Linked DNA regions of Mus musculus: region 2 is linked to region 1. The links are chromatin contacts, found by Hi-C in ENCODE. All regions are on one chromosome and are shown on one strand. The core of a region is the stretch at or near the end of the contact, and the rest is flanking DNA. Distances in the headings are between cores, read along the strand shown.

What was found. Hi-C counts contacts between places; a loop is a spot of excess contacts on that map.
Region 2: a map of left cerebral cortex shows a loop between it and region 1 (6-fold over the local background). The contact joins the promoter of Evx1os here to the enhancer-like site in region 1. A Hi-C loop is called at or near these places in 13 of 37 maps with a recorded cell type or tissue (ES-E14, gastrocnemius, heart and 1 more).

Annotation. Positions count from the first base shown.
Region 1 is chr6:51,167,865-51,171,575 of GRCm38, forward strand. No RefSeq gene overlaps it. Among named protein-coding and RNA genes, the nearest start is that of Gm32328, 3.3 kb to the left of the region's middle. Within about 2 kb of position 2,032, at least 1 of the 3 ENCODE cell types and tissues checked has a DNase peak (open chromatin) inside an H3K27ac peak, as active enhancers do; it is heart, where a contact is called at or near this core.
Region 2 is chr6:52,313,217-52,317,239 of GRCm38, forward strand. Evx1os (even skipped homeotic gene 1, opposite strand) reads right to left here and starts at 1,616. Exons shown (of 4, transcript NR_038163.1): 1 at 1,555-1,616; 2 at 88-354. Evx1 (even-skipped homeobox 1) reads left to right here and starts at 282. Exons shown (of 3, transcript NM_007966.4): 1 at 282-1,055; 2 at 2,522-2,778; 3 at 3,317-4,023. The coding sequence starts at 629. The coding sequence ends at 3,883.

The DNA.
Region 1 (3,711 bases), core at 782-3,281:
GAACCAAAAAGTAGGAAGGGATGCATGAGTGTGCTTTCCACCTCAGTTTTGTAGTCTGATGGTTCCAGCCCAGACCCCACTAAATTGTGTGACCTTCGTAGTCTAAGAATCAAAGTTTGGTGCTTAAGATTAGCATTTGGCACATTTCCTGTGTTCTGTCACTTGGACATCCGCTGCTCTTCCTTATGCTTGTGACCCTTCTTCCCCCACGTACCCAGACTACAGCCATTTAGTATGAGCGCCGAGGATCAAATGGAAATGGCAAAAGAAATCACTATAGGGAAGCTAAGAAAAGTGTTCAAGGCCCAGCCTGACAATATTTTTGGGAGAAAGACACGTGGCTCCTTGTTGTTCTATTCTTGGTCTGCGTCGCCCCCTGGTGGCCTCTCCAGAAGGAATAGGGCGGGTCGGGGCTCAGTTCCCCAAGGTTCTGGTCTGTGTCTTGAGGGATGGAGTTGCTTTTTGCAATGGTCTGGTGCCCAGTAAGTTGTAAAGAACAGGGAGCAGGGAGGGGTGGAGTGAGGCGCACGACACTGAGGGAAGATCTGAGCGGAAGGAAAGGAATTTTTTTAAAAATTGTATAGGGCAAAAGGCTCATGCTTCTCCACAAACAAAAGAACACTGGAACTAGATAAAAATGGATAAATGATTGATGGTAGATGATAGGAAGGAAGGAAGGAAGGAAGGAAGGGAGGAAGGAAGGAAGGAAGGAAGGAAGGAAGAAGGAACTATCGTTTTACAGTCAAGAAACTGAGGTCCAGAAACGGGATTTGCTGGGGAAATCAAGTTGCTAGTGACGAATCCTCCTCGCCCCTTCTGGGGTGACATTGTTGAAGGGATCACACGAAGTGGGGAAGGATTGGGGCGTCAGCAAAGGAGGGGACTCGCTCTGTAGATTAGAGATCACGGTTCCAGTCACCACGTCCCGGGGTGGGAAAAACTGAGGGGTGTTCCAGACCCTTGCGAACCCTGGGGCGCCCCACCCAGGCCCGCTGCAGGCTGACACAAAGCAGGCGCCCCGGGCGGCACTCAGGCTGGGGCGGGAGAGCTTGATTGATGGACCCCGGAGGCGGCGTAGGGTGAGAGCCGGTGCTCATCCCCGCGCTCCTAGCAAGGAAAGGCTGATTTACAGCGCCCGGCGGGACGCCGGTGAGGTCCCTGCAGAAATGAAACCCGCTCTGGGGCCCGGGGGCACTGCGGCCTTCCATCCAGCCTGGGTTTACGGAACTGCCAGCCAATCTGCCCCGCAAGCCCTGAACCCACGCTTGCCCGGAAGATGCCAAAGTCTCAGACTGAGAAGTTAGGAAGGGCAGCTGGCCCCATAGTCCTCCTCCAGGACCCTTCTCCGTTTGTTTAAAGACGCTTTTTTTTTTTCCTTAAAGCACTGAAAAAAACTCAATTCCATCCACCCCATAAAAGGGAACTATGCGTACCCAAAAATTCTTACTTAAGTTTCTAAGTGTGTTTTGTTTCGGAAGATAAAAGGCCAATAAGTTTATAGGCAGTAAAAAATAAGAAACTTAAGATTGGGACTTCTGGAGAAGTAATTCTAACTCAAAGATAGTGTTAGGCCCTCCTGTCTGTCCCCTGCAGTTTGTGAAGTTGACTCTTAGGCACCAGAGCTGAAGTAACGCAGGTTCGGGATCCAGAGATAGGGTGTAAAGTAAACTCAGTTAGGGGGCCGCAGGAGAGAGGACTAGAGAAACCACTCTAATCACTGGCTTCTAAATAAAATTCAGCAGACGGGAAACCCAAAGTAACAAGCCTATGAATCGCTATTTTGTAGGACGAGGGCCTCGTGGCTGGATTCTGAGTGATTTTTTTTAAAGTAATAAATATGCCTTTTTCAGAGTTATTTTTTGAAGACTGGGTACGATTTTAAATTTCATGACTATTAGGTATAGTGATCCAAAGCGGAGTACAGGGGTTTTTGTGGGTGGGTGAAGAGGCCGCGTGGTCAACCCGTAATATGTTCGTGGAAACTGCAGAGCTCGCCTGTCAACTTGATTTTCTTTTCTTTCTTCCCTTCTCCCCTCTGAAAATACCATTAGCTCTTAGTCTGGCCTTGGGGTTGTGGTCGCACGAACACCTCTCTTCCTGATAAGTCCAAAGAGAAAAACATATACACTGGAGGTGCCAGAGATAAAGCTTTCCCGGGGTTTCATCCTCGTGTCTTCCGCTGGAGTTGGCAAAACAAAAGCGCTGCCCTAGAAACGATACTAAAGCACAGAAAGTCCTTCCTGTGACCGAGGTCCCAACACGAATCGCTGAAAGAGCCGGGTGTGTTAACTGCAAATGTGTCCGAAAGCAGCAACGCAACCTTCGGCTCCCGGGCTGCGACCAGGCAGGCATCTGGGGAAAGGAAGAGTGGTCGTTGGAAAATTAAGCTTTCCCCTCCAACTTTAATTTCACTTTAATTCCTAAAAAACCGAAAATGACACTCCCGAAGCGCGGCCGCCTCGATCCCTTATGGCCGCCCAGTTCCCTTTAAGGAAAAGTTTTTGCAAACACTGAATGTGTAGTTTACTCTAAAACTTGACTGGGCAAAAGTCTCAAGAGGAAGCTTCCCATTAAAGCAACAACCAACAAACTGATTTTCGTAATATGTAGCTTTCTAATAGTACAAGGGTGTCCCACTTCACTCGGTTATAAAATATAAAACTGTTTGGTTATTAATTTTTCTAAATTACTTGCAGAATTTGGGGAGAGTGCTGAGAGGCAAAGAAAAGATGAGCCTTATGCCATCTGGCGGTAACACGTGGAACTTCACGACAGCCACCAAATTCCACTGACCTGTAGGTCTGAACCTACAGGGATTTCTTCACCAAACGGCTGTGTAAACTTCGTCCTCTTGAGACGAAGAAGGACGATCTTCGTTACAGAAGATTAGATTTGAGGATAAAAATATTAGCAAAAACAAAAAACAAAAACAAAAAAACGGGGATAGATTCTGAAAGTCTGTAGCCACATAGATATTTTTAAATGAACCATCATACCTCTTGGGGAATTTTTAATGATCATTTATATTCAGTGACAAAAAAGTTTAAGAAAGGCTAAAGCGAGCAGTAGAATTGAGTATTTCGTACAGTTTGGCAGTAGTTTCTGCAGTACCGGCTACTGAACACGTGGGGGCGTACTCAAGTTTCCTCTGATCTCTGGTAATATGATTCCTTCACTTATTTGCATGACTTGTTGTGATTGGATAATATGTTTTAAAAACGTCAATTATACGTCAGACCATAGTTAGCCAATCAGCAGCCTATTGTAGCGTGATTGGTTTCCACTAGAGGTGTCAATCATCCGAAATTTGCATACTAGTCCTCCAACAGGCTGGAGCCTGTCAGTTTGCTGTGGCTGCTAGAAGAGCAGGAGTCGGACGGAGAAGAATGAAAATATACTTTTGCTCTAGCAAAGCGAAAGAAAAATATCGTTTTTACTCATCGTTTCAAAAATTAATTCAGCTATATATCTACCTAATAAAATAAGGACTTTCAATGAAACAAAAATAAGCAGCTATCAAAGCCTTGGTTATTAATTTTAGGTTTGCTGCTTAAAATATCAATAAGTAGTCAAACGAATAATAAAACTCCTAAAATTAAGCTAACAATTTTTTGTTACAAATGATCATTGTCAAATTAAAAATGAATATGACATTTATAAATAAATGTATTTACAAAATACTGCTTTCAGTACATAGGCAAGCTAAAAGCT
Region 2 (4,023 bases), core at 366-2,865, 1.1 Mb after region 1:
TCATTAGTATTAGATCTAGACACCAGGTTAAGAAAACAGAAGTCAAAACAACAATAAAATAAAATTTCAAAAGCATTTTTCAATTACCAAGTCCTGTTGCCCCTGTGGAACTCGCTGCGCGCCTTAAGCGCTCCCTTTTCTGTGTGCGGAATTCCATTTGCATCCTCTGTGTCTGGGTGTCTCCCTTTCCCAGTGTGTGTGTCTCTCTGTTTTCACACTCTCCTCCCCATTCGAGCGAGGCCCACACCTGGCGCATCACTGCCGAGCCATTAGCTGCGGGTCTCCTTTCATCTTCACTGTGGCAGACGTTTCTATTTATCCACTTGCGTTCGCCGAGTGGCGTCACCAGCGGTACTGTAATGACGATTGCAGCAGGAGGATGACAGCTTAGAAAGAAGAGGGCAATGGGGCTTCCTCCCAGAGGCGGTGCGGCACAGAGGAGCGCTCGCATCACAAGGTGACCCTAGCTCCCCACTGCCATCTCCGCGGTCGCCGTCGACACGGCGCTGGGGCTACCCGGCGCCTGCCTTGTCGCCTTAGCTCCTCTTCTCAGCCAAGATCCCAGGGAGCCTGGGATTAGGAGCTTACTTGGGGGTTTTCCCCCTCCCCCCCTCTGGAGAGTCCGGGGATGGAGAGCCGAAAGGACATGGTTATGTTTCTGGATGGGGGTCAGCTTGGCACTCTGGTTGGTAAGAGGGTCTCTAATTTGTCCGAAGCCGTGAGCAGCCCGCTGCCTGAACCGCCAGAGAAGATGGTGCCCCACGGTTGCCTGAGCCCGCGAGCCGGCCCTCCGACTTCCCGGGAGCGTGGCGGGGGAGGCCAGGAGGAGGAGCCGGTCGATGGACTAGCAGGCAGTGCTGCAGGGCTGGGCGCCGAGCCACGGTCTGCTGGAGCGGCCATGCTTGGCCCGGGACCCCCAGTCCCCTCCGCGGACAGCCTCTCTGGCCAAGGGCAACCTAGTAGCTCAGACACCGAATCGGATTTCTATGAAGAAATCGAGGTGAGCTGCACCCCAGACTGCGCCACCGGGAACGCCGAGTACCAGCACAGCAAAGGTAGCCACCTTGCCCCTCCGCTCCCCGGTCCGCCCACTCCACCCACAGTTCCCTTCATCTCAGGCCAGGTGCAAGATGCTCCTTTCCCTTGGGGCAGGATGGCTGGGGGTTGGGTGAGTGGGGCGGGGGCACCTGAACAACTCTTTTGCTCTCTGCACCTTAGTGTGTGTGAGGGCTCTCGTGTTATCCCATTAGAGTGACAGTTGTGCCTGGACGAATGTCAGCGTTGGCACAAGTCTTGACTTGAGGGGTCCAAAACGCACCCCAACCTCCCAACCCCCGAGTTTTGTGGGAATGATTCAGCTAAGACGGAAAGACACATCCGTCGGGTAGGGCAAGATCAAACGGTTGTCCGGGCAGTTTGACTGGAGGGGAGCAAGGCACAAGGAGGCGCGGAAGCCCGGAGAATATAAAGGACCGTAAAATCGTGGCGGACTCTGGTCTCCGGAGGGCTGCAGCCCTCCGACCAGTTTGCACGTCGGTCAGAGGTCCAAATTACCTTGTCACTTCCCGGGCTGGCGGCGCCAGGTCGGAAATGGTCCCAATGGTCTAATTGCCTTTGGTCTCCGGTTGCATTTGAAAAGGCGGGGATTGGGCCCTCCCCCTCCCTCTTTCCCTCAGTCTCACTTCTCCACCCAAAGGAAAAGCAGCTGCAGGGGGGCTGGAGCCCCACCCTCCTCTGGGGTGGGTCTAAGGGGTTGGTACTTTAATTACACTGCTCCTTCTCACCAGGGGCTAATGGGAGTGGGGGTGGATAGCTCAGAAGGGAGTCTCTCTATACCAACAATATCCACTCCTAGGAATGAAAGACTGGAAGCCCATCAGCAGACACACCTCCACAAAACCATGGGAATGGGTGGGAAAGGCTTGCCTCTACCTCTAGGCCTAGGCAGCCAACACCACCTTGTTAAGTATCCACCTCCATCTCCTATCATCTTATCATCTATCTAACCCAGCTTCTCTACCATACCATGTCCTCACAACCCATACTCAAAATATACCACTCCTGCAATAGGTGCAACCCAACACACATCCCCACACCTGGTACTGGCATACTGGTGCACACACACACAAGATCGAGGAAGCTCACTGTATGTCCAACAAGCTACAATACATTAACCTCAAGAATTCAGTGTTCCGGCACATCCTTACCCATCCCTACCAACACAAGCAGAGAGTTCAGGGGATATGCCCTTTGCTGCACCCAGGGGCAAGCGGAAGGGAAGCCTTTAGACCCAGTATGCCTTAGGTCCAGGTCTTCCAAACAGCCACTTTAAGCCTGCCCCAAACCTTTTCTGTGTCAAGACCTCTCCGGTGAAGCTTCCAGAGCCCCAGCAGAATCAGTGACTGAGGAAGCTAAGGGGTTCTCCTTCTAATGCCCCTCCTCCAGCCTGAAGTCAGCATTTGTTTGTGTATTTGTGTTGTGTCTCTGTATGTGCACCTGTGTGCTCTGGGCTCCTGTGCAGCGCCAGGCTCCGATGCTCTGGGTAGCAGTCCTACCAGTGGCAGCGAGGCCCCCAAGAGTAACGGTGGCAGCGGCGGCAGCGGCTCTCAAGGCACCCTGGCCTGCAGCGCCAGTGACCAGATGCGCCGATACCGCACGGCCTTTACCCGGGAGCAGATTGCAAGGCTGGAGAAAGAGTTCTACAGGGAGAACTACGTTTCAAGACCGCGGAGATGCGAACTGGCAGCAGCCTTAAACCTTCCTGAAACTACCATCAAGGTAGGCTGGGCTAGGATCCTCGAGGTGGCTATGTACCTAGGTTAGTAGGAAGGAGATGTCAACGGTCTACTGCAGCTGAATCGTCTGGGCCTGGACTCTCCAATCTGGTACACTCAGAATTTCCCTCTGACAGTCCATAGTCAGCCACTGCTGCCAAGATTCCCGTCCTTTTCCTAGGCAAACAGACTACGGAGACAGGTGACTGCAAGTGACAGTGTCCCCAAAGAACAGGGAGCCCTAAATCTATGGGAAAATGTCTTTTGCCTCCCCAGATCCATTGAGGCAGGCCTTCCTCTTAGTACCCTCACTCCAGCTTGTGATGCTAAGCCCGGTGGGCAGGCTGAGCGGCTGCCCAGTCCTGCTCCCGAGGGTTTCCATCTGGGTTGGTGGCCTGCCCTTGTCAGCTGGAGTTGCTTTTGACTCTCCCCCCACTCCCCAGCCCCCCTCACTGCGAGCATGGCCCTCGCACCCCACCCACCCCCAGCCATGGGCCTGGGCCTGGCGCAGCCCTCCAAGGCGCTCCTCTTCCTCTCCTCAGGTGTGGTTTCAGAACCGGCGCATGAAGGACAAGCGTCAGCGGCTGGCCATGACGTGGCCGCACCCGGCCGACCCTGCCTTCTACACCTACATGATGAGCCACGCGGCGGCCGCGGGCGGCCTGCCCTACCCCTTCCCGTCGCACCTGCCCCTGCCCTACTACTCGCCCGTGGGCCTGGGCGCCGCGTCCGCCGCCTCGGCCGCCGCCTCGCCCTTCAGCGGCCCCCTGCGCCCGCTCGACACCTTCCGCGTGCTCTCGCAGCCCTACCCACGGCCCGAACTGCTGTGCGCCTTCCGCCACCCGCCGCTCTATCCCGGCCCGGCGCACGGACTCGGCGCCTCGGCCGCCGCCGCCGCTGCCGCCGGGCCCTGCTCCTGCCTCGCCTGCCACAGCGGCCCGGCCAACGGGCTGGCGCCCAGGGCCGCCGCCGCTGCCGCCGCCTCAGACTTCACTTGTGCCTCCACCTCCCGCTCGGACTCCTTCCTCACGTTCGCCCCCTCTGTGCTCAGCAAGGCCTCCTCCGTGGCGGCGTTGGACCAGAGAGAGGAGGTGCCCCTCACCAGATAAGGGGGCGCCCTCGGGGCTGCCGACTGCAGGATGGACGTCGTGGGGTGGAGGTCGGGGGAGCCTTCGGGGCTCCTCCAGCATCCCACCTGTCACCTCTCTTCTCAGATGCACAGGGGAAAGGAGGTGGAGGTGGGGGGGGG